2 separate regions of the Homo sapiens genome follow, and region 1 is linked to region 2. The links are chromatin contacts, found by Hi-C or POLR2A ChIA-PET in ENCODE. All regions are on one chromosome and are shown on one strand. Each heading gives the region's core, a stretch centred on a gene start or an enhancer-like site at or near the end of the contact. The rest is flanking DNA. Distances are from core to core; before and after follow the strand shown. Region 1 overlaps COTL1 (coactosin like F-actin binding protein 1). Region 2 holds the start of KLHL36 (kelch like family member 36).

Region 1 (7,327 bases), core at 2,249-4,748, 63 kb after region 2:
TGCTTGGCTAAGGAGTCTGAGACCAACCTGGGCAACATAGTGAGACCCCATCTCTACAAAACATAACAAAATAAAATGAGCCAGGCATGGTGGCACATGGCTGTAGTCCCAGCTACTTGGGAGGCTGAGGCGGGAGGTTCGCTGGAAACCAGGAGGTCAAGGGTGCAGTGAGCCATGATCGCACCACTGCACTCCAGCCTGGGCAACAGAGCGAATTCCTGTCTCAAAATAAATAAAAAACAAATAAAAAATAATAGTCTAATGATGGAAGTGGGTGATAGCTAAAGACACAGGGTTTCTTTTTGAGGTCATGAAAATGCTTTAAAATTGACTATCATGGTGGTTGCACATATCTGTGAATATACCAGAAATCACCAAATTGTCAAAAACAAAAACGGGCTGAGCACAGTGACTCACACCTGTCATCTCAGCACTTTGGGAGGCTAAGGTGGGAGGATTGCTTGTGTCCAAGAGTTCAAGACCAGCCTGGGCAACATAGTATTAATAATACTCCATCTGTACAAAAGAATAAAAAATTAGCCCTGTGTGGTGGTGCATACCGGTAGTCCCAGCTACTTGGGAGGCTGAGGTGGGAGGATGGCTTGAGCCTAGGAGGGCGAGGCTGCAGTGAGCCAAGATCTCGCCACTGCACTCAGACTGAGTGAGTGTAGTCAGACTGAGTGAGACCCTGTTGCAAAAAGAAAAACAAACAAAAAAATAGGCTATCTGCAATGTGCTATCTTGAATTGGACCTTAGAACAGAAAAGCTGTTGAAATATAAATAAAGTCGGGAGTTTAATTAATTGTAATGTACCAATGTTGACGTTTTCACTGTGACAAATGTACCACAGTAATGTAAGATGTTAACAGTAGTGAAATATGTATGTGTGTGTTAAGAGGAAGGTAATATGGAAACTCGGTGCTACCTCTTGCAACTTTTCTGTAACTCCAAAGCTCTTCTAAAATAAATTATTATTATTATTATTATTATTTTTAAGAGAGACAGGATCTCACTATATTGCCCAGGCTGGCCTCGAATTCCTGGACTCAAGCATTCCTACACCTCAGCCTCCGAAAGTGCTTGGATTATAGGCCACCACGCCCAGCCCCTAATAAAACTTTTATTTAAAAAATAACAATATGGCCAGGTGTCATGGCTCCCTCCTGTAATCCTAGCACTTTGGGAGGCCAAGGCAGGCGGATCACGTAAGGTCAGGAGTTTGAGACCAGCCTGGCCAACATGGCAAAACTCTGTCTCTGCTAAAAATACAGAAATTAGCCGGGTGTGGTGGTGGGCACCTGTAATCCCACCTACTCAGGAGGCTGAGACAGGAGAATCTCTTGAAACCAGGAGGCGGAAGTTGCAGTGAGCCAAGATCTAGCCTTTTTTGGAGCGAGTCTCCAAAAAAATAAATAAAATAAATAAATAAATAAATAAATAATGATAGGACATAATAGAGTCCTGTGGTCCCCCTGTCAGTTCCCGCTTTTGGACGTCCCTCCTGGCCACTCTCTGGACGGGCTCGCCTCCTGCCTTTCGGCTTTGCTGTGGTCCCAGCCTATAGGTCACACTCTCATCTGCAGCTGCTTTTTTTAAGGTTAATGTAATTTCATAAATGATATGGATGCACCACCTTTGTAATTCATGGTTTTCTGGTAGCAGAGTGTCCTGGTTCACAAGTGTACCGTCATGTACTAAATGTTCCCCTGTTCTTGGCCTCTTAAGTTGCTTCCAATTTTTATTTTTATAAAGAATGTTCCAACCAACATTTTAATACATGCAGCTCCTTTCTGTCTTCTGTTGAGTTATTCTTTTAGAAAACAATCTCGGGAGGTGGGGTTCCGGAGTTAAGAGGCGAGATAATCATTTTTAAAAGGTATGGGCATCAGATTGGCTTTGAGCAGTGCTAGCACTGTGCCTGGGACCGAGGAAATGCTGACAAAGGCCATTTGTTTCACATGTAGTCAGCGTTCCTGGTTGACACTGCTGTCTGCACCCTGTCTGGCCTGGGAGCCCTTGTTTTGGAAAACCACTTATTCAACCCTACAGGCTGTTTTTCTCCAGGCCAGTTGGGTTTTAATGGTTAACCAGCTTCCAGGGGTCTTCCGAGTGGCAGCAGGATGGAAAATGAAAAAGAAGTCCTGTTCTGTGGCCAAAGGTCTCCTGCTGAATTCCGCCCGCCGTGCTTGGCCCACTCCTGGACGTCGCCGGGAGGAAAGGGAGCAGAGGGAGGGGGCTCGCCAGGATGTGTACACGGGGCACCACATTGCAGATCTTGCAATTCTCTTTTGTCTTCCTATTTAAAAAACTGTGGTAAAATACAGGCCAGGCGTGGTGGCTCATGCCTGTAATCCTAGCACCTTGGGAGACCAAGGCAGCCGGTCACCTGAGGTCAGGAGTTCGAGACCAGCCTGGCGAACATGCCAACACAAACCCCGTCTCTACTAAAAATACCAAAAAAGTAGCCAGGCATGGTGGCACGTGGCCTGTAGTCCCAGCTACTCGGGAGGCTGAGGCAGGAGAATTGCTTGAACCCAGGAGATCAACTCAGGAGACTGAGCCGAGATTGCAGCAAGACTCTGTCTAAAATAAATTAAATAAATAATAAAAAATTGTAAAATACAATAACATAAAGTTTACCATTGTAGCCATTTTAAAGTACAATTCAGCTACATTAAACAGAGTTCCAATGTTGTGTAGCCATCACTGCTGTCTAGTTCCAGAACTTTCTCATCACCCCCAAAGGAAACCTCATACCCACTAAGGCAGTCTGCAGAGTTTCTTTCCTCTCTAGAACTCTTTTCAGTTTGGGTAGGTGCGCCGGTGACTGAGGGGGATTGGAGGAAATTAATTCCCTGCTGGGAACCTTTAGGTGGGAGTAGTGGTGATAATTCTTACGTTTGCAAGCTCAAGTAAGTTGAAGCACAAAGAGGAATTGCTTGGCTCTTGGTAGTGGGAAGTGCAGGGGTTTCGGCTTTAGGTGTGGCTAGATCGAGGGCTCATGCAGTATTTTCATCTCATCTCTCAGTTCTGTTTTTCTCTGGGGTTGGCGTCAGGCAGCCTCTGCACAGCCAAAGAAACGGTCCATGCTATGGTGGTCCCTCTGGGTCAGGATCCCAGAAGAGAGAGGCCTCTTTCCTCAGTGTCCGTCAATCTCTTAAGAGGACCCTGATTGGCCCAGCTTGGGTCACGTGCACACGCCTTTGGGCAGGGAGGCGGGGTTTCATGATTGGCAGCTCCAGCGTGATCCCAGTTGTTAGAGAAAGGGATGCTGGTGAATGAAGAAGCGCAGATGTGCATTGCAGTGGGGGAGCTGGAATACTGGCCTGAACTACAGGTGCAGGCTCATATTTTGACCATTATCATTTGCATTTTCCACCTCTCCACTTACGAATGTTAATTATCTGAAGCTGCTACAAGACCTTACATTTATACTGCAGTTGCAAATATAGCCATTTAGGTGACAAAGGGTCCATTCTGCTGGTATAATGCTGTCTTTCCACGGCCGCTAAAACCATGCAGAGACTGGCATGCCTATCAACTTCCCCTCTGCTTCACGGGGATTCAGAGCGGATGTTCTCTAAGGGACCTTCCAGATGGGCCCATTCCGGGTGCCATGTCTTGGGGACCAGGTCACTTCCCCAGCTGCACTTTTTGCCATCATTTCCATATGAAGAAGAAGTAGATTGGCTTTTAGTTTAAGATTACTGTATTAATAAACCCTTGACTTTTTGACAGTAATAAAGTAATGCACATGCATTCTTGTGCTTTGTGTGAAACGTGGAGGGTGTAAATTAATTGCACGGTCATTGATGTGGAGGAACTTGAATCCAGGGGGGCGATTTTTTTTTTTTTTTTTGGAGACAATCTCACTCTGTCACCCAGTCTGGAGTACAGTGGCACAATCTCAGCTCACTGCAGCCTCTGCCTCCCATGCTTAAGCAATTCTGGTGCTTCAGCCTCTCGAGAAGCTGGGGATTACAGGTGTGTGTCACCACACCCAGCTAATTTTAGTGGAGGGATCTGTATGTCACTAACCACCTGCCTGACCATGGGCAAGTCTCTCCCTCCCTGGGCCTCAGTGTCCTCATTTGTAAAATGAAGAATGGGATGAGTTGACTTGCTGTGTCATATTCTATTTTGGCGTATTCTGGAAATTTTTCTTTTCTTTTGTTTTAATGGAGTAATTTGTTTATGAAGGCATTTTACCTTTAAATGAACCTTATTTTACTTTGCCAAGGGGGAAGGTGTAGTACGGTGGACTTTGGAGCCAGATGGCGTGGGTTCAAATTTCAGCTCCATCACTTACTGTGTGGCCTTGGGCACATGGCTTACCCTCTCTGGGCTCAGTCACCTGATGTATAAAGTAAGGGCAATATAGTGCCTGCCTTGTAGGGTTGTGGTGGGGATTAAATGAGCAAATATAGGGAAAGTGCTTAGAACAATGTCTTAATTTCTGGGACCCGGAAGTAGTAGCTGTTATTTCCAGTTTTCTGTTTAGACAACACCGTGATGCACAGTTCACGCAAGAAATGTTTCTACACTGTAGATTATTTCCTTAGGAGATGCTAGATACAGATGCTCAGCTCCAGGACACAGGGCGTGAATCTTGTTGTTCACGGATATTGCCAGCCGTCAGCCACACAGGAAGGGTCTGGCCTCACCCACACTTGCCAGCGCTGACCTCAAAAAGCTCATACTTCACCTGTGGCCGGCACACAGGTGCATCAGCATATGGGGAAACTGAGGCCCACAGCAGTGCTAGGACCTGCCCTAAACTCACAGTTAATGAGTGATAGAGCTGGGGCTAGAGCCTGGAAGAATTAGGAGTGAAGTTCAACTCTGATCCTCTTTAATCTGTATTCAGAGCCTGAGAAACTGAGAGGCGTCTGTGGCTGGGGGAAAACAAGACAAAACAAGACAAATGCCAGCAAGGCCACGGGGCAGCAGGGGCTGCCAGGCAAGCTGGGCAGGGCGATTGCGATGCCCAGACTCCAGTCCGGGGAATGCGCTGAACGCACAGCACGCACGGCTGGCTGGCCACAGCTGTTGTCTGCCACACAGAAGTACCCGGCTGGTGCCCAGGACAGAACCTCGCTCCTATCGTTCTCGTGTCTCTGCAGGATTGTGGGGACAATGCAGTGACCGCTGGTAGTGACCTGCGATGTGCCAGGGCCAGGCTCTCTTGATTTAGAGCCATGCTTGGTCAGTGCTGCATCATGCTTGTCTTGCAGGATGGGTTCATTCACCTGATCCTTTTATTGATTCTTTAACATAATATGAACGTTCACGGAGCCAGGAATCCAGAAGGCATGCAGCTCAGCTTTCAGGAACAGAGGACAACAGAGGCTGCTGCCTCCAAGGAGAAGTGGAGGTGGGAAGGATGGACGTGCCAGGGATGGTGTGAACTAGCCAATTGGAGTCTATTCTGATAGCTTCTGAGCCCCAGGACTAACCAGGCTTAGTGGCGCACACCTGTAATCCCAACATTTTGGGAGACCAAGGCAGGAGGATTGCTTGAGCCCAGGAGTTGGAGACCAGCCTGGTCAACATAGTGGGACCTCGTCTCTACTAAAAACAAAAAAAAATTAGCTGGGGCATGGTGTCGCATGCCTGTTGTCCCAGCTACTCAGGAGTCTGAGGTGGGAGGATCGCTTGAGCCCAGGAGTTGGAGGCTGCATGAGCTGTGCTCGTGTCATTGCATTCCAGCCTGGGTGACAGAGGAAAACCCTGTCTCAAAAATAAGTAAATAAATAAATAAAAATAAACCCCAGGGGCAGGATCGGCTTCATTTCTGGGACCAGATTTAGCCACCCCTCCCCTCTGAGGGCCTCTTTTGGGTACCAATGTGGCAATAATATGAATAACAATAGTTTTATTGTGGCCCTACTATGTGCCTGACACTCTGTGAAGGACTTTCCGTGTATTAAATCATTTGTCCTTCACGAGGCCAGGTCTGCCACTTGCCCTGTTTTATAGATGAGGAGCTTGGGATCCGAAGAAGCTGAGTAACTTGCTCAAGGTCCGGGTGCTTGGACATGGCAAAGCTATGCCTGGAATCCAGGCTGTGGGCTCAGAGCCCCGACACGGCCACTTCACCACACTGCACATTTCCCAAGGCTTCTGGCACCAGGGAAGAGGTTCGAAGGCCGCAAGCAGGGCTGGATGCTCCTTTTGTAGACTCGTGTTGCACATGAAATTAGTTTTTAAATTTCCTGATTCTCGATCTTCCTTGATGGTGGAAGCTTTAAACTGGAACGTGAACTTTTTTGCTCTGTGCTTACTTTAAAAAAGTGCTGCTGTGTGAAATGGAGAAAGTTACGGCGTGTAGGGGAGTGAGACTCAAGTTGATATTCTGGCGCCATCAGCTCACAGGTGTAGGACTTTGGGCAGGTATTTATCACTAGAATTTCTGTGTTTTCACTTAGGAAAAAGAGAATGTAAAATTTCACAGAGTGGTTGGAATGATTAAAGAAAAGCAGTAGGTGTGAAAAGGGCTTCTCCATTTTGATGCCTGGTGAACTATTCATCCTTCAAAACCCGGATTTCTTACCCCATTCTCCTACCAGCCTCAATCAGAATTAATTGTGCCTATATCTGTATCTACTATGGTCTAGATAGTATTATAATTAAGGAATTATAATTAAGTAACTAACAAGGAAATAATCTCCTAAAAGGCAGAAGCCATGGCTGCTTTGTGATTGTACTCCTAGTGCTGGAAGATTACTGTGTGCTAGCACATAACAAGGGCTAAGAAATGAAGAAATGAGGCCGGGCGCCATGGCTTATGCCTGTAATCCTAGTACTTTTTGAGGCTGGAGCAGGTGGATTGCTTGAGCTCAGGAGCCTGAAACCAGCCTGGGCAACATTGTGAGACTGCATCTCTGTTTTAACATAATTTTTAAAAATTAAGAAATGGGCTGGGCGCAGTGGCTCATGCCTGTAATCCCAGCACTTTGGGAGGCCGAGGTGGGTGGATCACTTGAGGTCAGGAGTTCGCGACCAACCTGGCCAACATAGTAAAACCCCGTCTCTACTAAAAATACAAAAATTAGCTGGATATGGTGGCATGTGCCTGTAATCCCAGCTACCAGCTACTCAGGAGGCTGAGGCACGAGAATTGCTTGAACCCAGGAGGCAGAGGTTGCAGTGAGCCGAGAGATTGCACCACTGCACTCCAGCCTGGGCAACAGAGCAAGACTCCATCTCAAAAAAAAAAAAAAAAAAAAAAAAAGAAGAAATGTATCTGCTCATGTAGGCTCTTTGTGTATTACCAGGACAGAAGCTTATAAATGCTCAGTAACTGTTCTCTGCATTAAATTAAAT
Region 2 (6,658 bases), core at 2,149-4,648:
TCATCTAAAGAAGTGTTTCTGTATCTTTTTTCATTATTGCCCCACAAGAAGGCTTTTAAGATTTTTTTCCCTAATAGCCTCCCCAGCAAAATCTTAACATCACAGATGCACTGTATGTCTGCTCATGTACTGTATGTATAATTGTGTCTTATGCATAAAAGGAGTAAAATTCCTTCCACCCTCCCGAGAACCAATTTTCTCCCACTTCAGGGCAATATCATACTCATTGAGAATCCATGATCTGAGGTAACCATAAGATTTAATCTCCAAAAGGGATACCTCTAAAGAACAGAGGGCATTACGAATATTTATAACGGGGAAACAGGTTACCAGGAACCTCATACCAATGGCTCCCCCACTCTTTACCAACAGCAGCTGTGGGGACAGGAGTTTGTGGAAAGTATAGCAGCCGGGTCTGGCTCTTGGATTTTAATGTGGCTGGTGGGAACAGGCTACATATTTCTAATTAGAACTCCCCCAGTAGCCTGGCTCTGGGGAACTTGCCCTCACTTGCTCTTAGGTCGCAGGGAATCATGACCAGGGAAGACGACTCCAGGCCCTTGGGGTCCGGGTACACGGTGTGTTGCCCTCACCCTAAGGTAGAAGGCTGGGTTCTCAATGGACCTGTCCTTGGAGTTTTTGAGCCCCCAAGCAGGCATGGGAATCCCAGTTTTCTTCCTGTCCCATCCACCTCCTTGGGTTAACGAATGAGTCAAGTTGTCACAAAAAGAAAGCTCCGGAATGTCACATGGAAAAATGAAGACATCTGGCCATAGCGTCTCTACCATCCCTCATACTTCCCACTGTCTGATTTTATGACAATTTCTGCTCCTTGCCCGTTTCCACCTTTACTTGTCATTAAGGAGACTGACAACACCAATGACAAAAAAATCAGTCTGTGATTAGAAATGAGTGAATCAGAAAAAGGATCACACTTCTTAGGCAATTTGCATAGGTGGTGAGTGAACATTCACAGACCTTTGATGATTCGCTGATCTTGTATGGCCGAGACACTCGCGTCTGCCTGCTTCCCTCCATCATTAAAGAGATTTCAGCCCTAGGAGAAGAACAGGATTTCTGAGCATGCAGTCATAACTCTAGGTCATTCATTAATTTCAGGCCCTGCTAGCAGATACCAAGGATGACAGTGAAAACAGTCACACGGAAGAAGGAGGGAGGGAGGACCGTGCACTACAAAGAACTCTTTTACACCGAGTTGAGAAATCATCGGGTTGTTAGAATTGGACAGAACATTTAACTCCCATTCCTTTATCATCTAAAATCTGATATCATGTCATTTGGTTCACTTCCTACAAATAATTACCTTTTGGCTACATCAAGGTTATAATGATAAGTTATCATTTCGGAGCCCAGACTACAGCCCTCGAACCAAGCTAAGTGACTTAAGTGTGCCATCTCATTTAACCCCCACAAAGATTATACTTGGCCAGGCTGATATCACTTATTTCATTTCACAGATGAGGATATTGATCTCATGGTCACAAAGCTAGTAAACGGCCGAGAATCACGCCTCGGTCTGTCCAGCTTCAAAACCTGGATCCATCACCATGACACGCTGCTGAATGAGGCCCGGGTTCGAGAGTATCACACTTTAAAAATATCATGATGCAGATGAGGATGTGGTACAGTGATGACTACCATGTACACAGTACATTCTAGACACACACTGTCCCCAAGTGCTTCTCTGCATCTTCACTTAGTCCCCACTGCAACCCCATGAGGCCAGCACTGTGACTGGAGGATGCTGAGAGCAGTGAGGTGAAATAAGCTGCCCGGCGTCACACAGCTGGGAACTGGCAGAATTGGGATTCCAGCTCAGGGAAGCGCCCATGCTCTTAACTCTTAGGCTACACTGCCTGGCTCTTGGGTGGGGGATCACTGCAGACAGAGTTAAGCTTTGGTGTGTGGGGGGCGGGGGAGGCAGGGGGAGGGGCAGGTGCTTCAAAGATGGAAGGGAACACAGAGAAGGGACTTTGCCAACTAATATTAGCACAAGTCACATACTGAGACGAAGGTTTTAAAGAGGATTTTTTTCCCCCGCTATTTGAGTTCATGAGAAGAGTTTGTTACCTATTGAACAAATAGTCTTCACTAATAAAGAACAATGTGACAAGAAGTCAGCACTGTTCTTAGATAACTGGGGACACAGGGAGGGCACTCCAGTGTTCCCATGGAAGGAATGAATTCGGGCACAGTCCGTCCCGTGCAACTCCCCTAGGGAGAGAAGGGGCAACTGGATTCCTCTCGACAAACTAGAAACTTTGTGACAATGACAAGCTGTTCCCACCCCGGCCCTCCCCTAGGATGCTGGAGAGCCCAGAGAGGGAAGAGAAGAAACCCAGCGTTGGTGCGGTGCCCACCGCGGACTCGACTTCATTCCACCTTCACGCTGAGAGGTGACACCGTCGTTCCCACAGTGAGACCTGGCGCTCGGGTGCCCCAGGGGGGGTTGCCCAAGGTCACAGAACAGCAAGCAGCAGGTGCCCTCTCTCTCCACCGCCCCAGGCAGCCTGCCCAGAATCAACCAGGCCTTCTAACGCTCAACGCTTTATTTTCTAGGCCAAGATACCTAGAGAGAGTTCGCGGGGCCGGAGGCTCCCTGCTGTCTCCTGCAAGTGCGTGGGGGTGGGGTCTGATTTCCACCCGTGTTGGACGTCAGCGGCCTCCGACGCTTTTTGGAAGCAGGTGAAGGGTCAAGGCCACCCCCAAGCACAGTGACAATCCCAGGTCACTGGAAAAGGTCTTCCAGTAAACATGGGACCGCAGGCCCCGTCCGGCCGGGGGTTTCCCAGAGCGCCTCCTCCCCAAGCTCCCTCCCGACCTCAGCGTTGGAGAAAGCGACGCTGCTGACACCGGCTCGCCGGCGGGGTCTCCGGGGACGCCGCTGTCGTTCGCTCGGACCCCGCAGCCCAGGCGGAACTCAGCGCAACGGCCGCCCAGCAGGCTCCAGCCGGCGGCGAGGAGGCGGAGTCGGGACGGCCCGGGGCGGGGGCCACTCACCTGCCACGCGCGGGGCGGTCCGCACAGGCCGCACCTGTGTCACCTGCGGGGGCGGCGGCCCCTCCCCCGGCCGCGGCGCCCCCACTCGCCCACCCGCCCGCCCCGGCACCAAGGGGCGCAGGGGGGTCGCGGCTCGCGGTGGCCGGGGACCCTCCCGATCTCCGCCAGCTCCCCGCCCCGGCCGGGCGCGGCTTCCTGGCGGTCCCGGGCTGGAGGGTGGGCGCGCGCGGAGGCCCACCTGGCAGGACGCGCTACGGACGCGGCGGGGACAGCCCCGGCGGCGGGGCCGGGCGGTCGGGGCGGCGGGGCCCGGGTTCAGGAGACCCCCGGCCAGCCCGCTGCGCAGCCATGGCTCCGCCAGGAAGTGCGAGGCCGAGGGCGGAGGCGGCGCGCGCGGCCAATGGCGGCGGCCGCGGGGAGGCGGGGCCGGGCGGCGCGGGGCGGGGCCTGCGGCTGAGGGCGGGACGCGGGGGCCGTGGGGTGAGCTCGCAGGGTGGACGCCCCCCTCGTCCGCGCCCCGGGGATCCCCGGTGTCCACCCCACCACGACGCCCGACTCCGTCCCTTCAAAGGCAGGCCCCAGCCCCGCCGCGCGAAATGCTCCCTGGTGCCACCCACCGTCACGGACGCAGGGCCACGGCGGGGACCAGACACGCAGGGTCCCGGGCCTCGAGGCACCGACGCGTGCGCTGGGAGCTCTTTGCTGGCCCAGAGTCGCCGGGACGGGCACCGCGCCTCTCGCCTCCTTCCGGGCTGAGCGGGAGCGTCCCTGCGGCCACCCTGCGGCGAGGCCTTTGCTGACCGCTCTGCTCGAAGTCACAGCCCCTCTCTCTGCACCCAACTTCCAACCCCATGCTTCACTTGAGCTCTTATCAGCGTCTAATATTCCAAATAATGTACTAGTTTATTCGGTTTATTGTCTCTCCTCCCTACCAGAAGCCCTCCAGGGCAGGGTTTACTGTTAGTTCTATTCCTGACTGGGTCGTCGCCAAGACTGGCACACAGTAGGTGCTCAGTAAATGTGTATGGAATGAATGAATGTAACCTTCATCGATCCATCTATCAATTGTCACACTTCGCTCATGCTACAGCGGGATGAACCTTGGAGATGTAATACTTAGTGAAAGAAGCCAGACACAAAAGACCACACACTGTATGATTCCGTGTATGTGAAATGTCCGGAACAAGCCAATCCATAGAGACAGAAAGTAGATGAGTGGTTGCCAGGGGCGGGGAGTTGCTGGAGTGGGAAATGGCTGCTGAAGGATCAGCGATTTCTTTTGTGTAGTGCTCACTACAGCCTCCACCTCCCAGGCTCAAGTGATCCTCCTGCCTCAGTCTTTCATGCAGCTGAGACCACAGGTGCCGGCTGCCACACCTGGCTATTTTTTTTTCTTTGATTTTTATAGAGACAGGGTTTCAGTTTGTTGTCCAAGCTGGTCTTGAACCCCTGGGCTCAAGCGATCCTCGTGCCTCGGTATCCCAAAGTGCTGGGATGACATGTGTGAGCCAGCACACCCAGCCCACTTACAGGATCTTTATTTTTTAATTATTTATTTATTTATTTTATTTATTTATTTATTTATTTTTTTTCTTTTTTTTTTTGAGACGGAGTCTCGCTCTGTCGCCCAGGCTGGAGTGCAGTGGCGGGATCTCGGCTCACTGCAAGCTCCGCCTCCCGGGTTCACGCCATTCTCCTGCCTCAGCCTCCCAAGTAGCTGGGACTACAGGCGTCCACCACCTCGCCCGGCTAATTTTTTGTATTTTTAGTAGAGACGGGGTTTCACCGTGTTAGCCGGGATGGTTATTTATTTTTTTGAGACAGAGTCTTTCTGTCACCCCGGCTAGAGTGCAACGGCTCAATCTCAACTCACTGAAATCTCCACTTCCTGGATTCAAGCGATTCTCCTGCCTCAGCCTCCTGAGTAGCTGGGATTACAGGCGCCCACCACCACGCCTGGCTAATTTTTGTATTTTTAGTAGAGATGGGGTTCACCATATTGGCCAGGATGGTCTCAAACTGCTGACCTCGGGTGATCTGCCTGCCTCAGGCTCCCAAAGTGCTGGGATTACAGGTGTGAGCCAAGGATCTTTAAATGATGTTCTCACTGACTGGATTGCTGTCCCCCATCTCTCTCTCTCTCTCTCCCCTTTTCTTTGGGGACTGTACACATTCACCCTGCCAAGCCTTACTTGCCTGTCTTTGACCCTTCCTGGACCTGTCCCTACCCCAGACAAAGCTAATCCTCCTGTTATTCTGTCTCCATACCGACATGTGGATGGATCTCTGTTCTGACATGAATTCATGCACTGCCTCTCATTCATCCAACAGACTTTTCAGGAACACCTGCTGTGTGGCCGGCACTGTAGTAGGTGCCAGGGATACAAAGAAGAAACTTTCAGGGCTCTTAGGAAGACAGGAAAACAAGTCAATCAGCAATGGTCCTAGCGTGGTGAGTACTGTGTTGGGGCAATACACGGAGCACCAAGAGTTGGACATATTCTTTTTTACAGCTAGAGTTAAAGATTCTCTTGATAAATAGATATAGGTAGATAAATAGATACATGCCCCTCTATATATGGGTATCTATCATATCTATTTATCTGTCTAACAAGAGATTTAGCTGTAGATATTTTAAGAGCCTATAACTCTTATATAGATAAATGGATACATGCACCTCTATATATGGGTATCTATGCTATCTATCTATCTATCTATCTATTTATCTAACAAGAGATTTCGCTGTAGAGCCTATAACTCAGCATGAACATCGGCCTTCCGGGTGTTGTGTTCATCATGAATGAGAAGACGTGCAACCTGGTGTATGGGGGCCGGAGTAAGGGCCTAAGACAAGCTCATCCACACATGACCTTGACATGAAAACGGTGTGGACTCGGCTAACTTGGCTTCACCCTGCGTTCCCCAACAGCACTTTGTGAACCACTCTCTCAGTCTTTTTCTTTCAGTAACGTTTTGTGTCCTCCCAAATTATAAAAGTAATGCATGCTTTACTCAGCTACTCTCAATACAGAAAAGTTCAAAACAAAAAACCAAACAGCCATGTGTAGTGGCTCATGCCGGTAATTCCAGCACTTTGGGAGGAAAAAGGATCACTTGAGCTCAGGAGTTCGAGACCATCCTGGGCAACATAGCAAGACTCTCGTCTGTACAAAAAAAAATTAAACATCAGCCAGTCATGGCTGCATGCATTTGTAGTCCCAGCTACTTGGGAGGCTAAGGTGGGAGGATTGCTTGAGCCCACGAGGTCGAGGTTGCAGTGAGCTGTGGTTGTGCCACTGTACTCCAGCCTGGGTAACAGAGCAAGACCTTGTCTCAAAAACAAAACAAAATAAAACAAACACTCATTTCTACATCATTCAAAAAAATTGGTTCATATTGTTCTCTCAACATTTTCCTCTTACACAATTTCTTTGCCATAATGATAATTCCAGTTTTCTAAGCACTAGGCAGTGCTGTAAGCCCTCTGCATGTATTAACTCATTTGATACTATCTCTGTACCCTGGGATGTGGATCTCCATCCTTACATGAATTCATGCACTCCCTCCTTCGTTCATTCAGCAGACTTTTCAGGAACACCTGCTGTAAGCCTGGCACTGTGGTAGGTGCCAGGGATAT

Evidence for each region. A loop is a pair of places that touch in the nucleus more often than their neighbours do. ChIA-PET counts read pairs that join two places held with the same protein, here RNA polymerase II (POLR2A). Pooled maps may share reads with other maps.
Region 1: a loop to region 2 is called in a pooled map, with 2.6 times the contacts of the local background. The contact joins the enhancer-like site here to the promoter of KLHL36 in region 2. A Hi-C loop is called at or near these places in 4 of 37 single-sample maps with no recorded cell type and 5 of 50 pooled maps. POLR2A ChIA-PET finds 5 or more read pairs at or near these places in 13 of 52 experiments (CD4-positive, alpha-beta T cell, CD4-positive, alpha-beta memory T cell, HEK293T and 9 more).

The regions. Positions count from the first base shown.
Region 1 is chr16:84,581,887-84,589,213 of GRCh38, reverse strand. The region is part of intron 3 of COTL1 (coactosin like F-actin binding protein 1); the gene reads left to right. Among named protein-coding and RNA genes, the nearest start is that of COTL1, 33 kb to the left of the region's middle. RefSeq lists enhancers at 2,977-3,026, 5,011-5,516. Within about 2 kb of position 3,498, at least 4 of the 41 ENCODE cell types and tissues checked have a DNase peak (open chromatin) inside an H3K27ac peak, as active enhancers do.
Region 2 is chr16:84,645,251-84,651,908 of GRCh38, reverse strand. KLHL36 (kelch like family member 36) reads right to left here and starts at 3,398. Exons shown (of 5, transcript NM_024731.4): 1 at 3,260-3,398; 2 at 979-1,057. The coding sequence starts at 1,041. LOC105371376 (a long non-coding RNA gene) reads left to right here and starts at 2,330. Exons shown (of 4, transcript XR_933817.2): 1 at 2,330-2,417; 2 at 2,581-2,706; 3 at 5,353-5,473. RefSeq lists silencers at 2,825-3,104, 3,315-3,504, 3,565-3,734.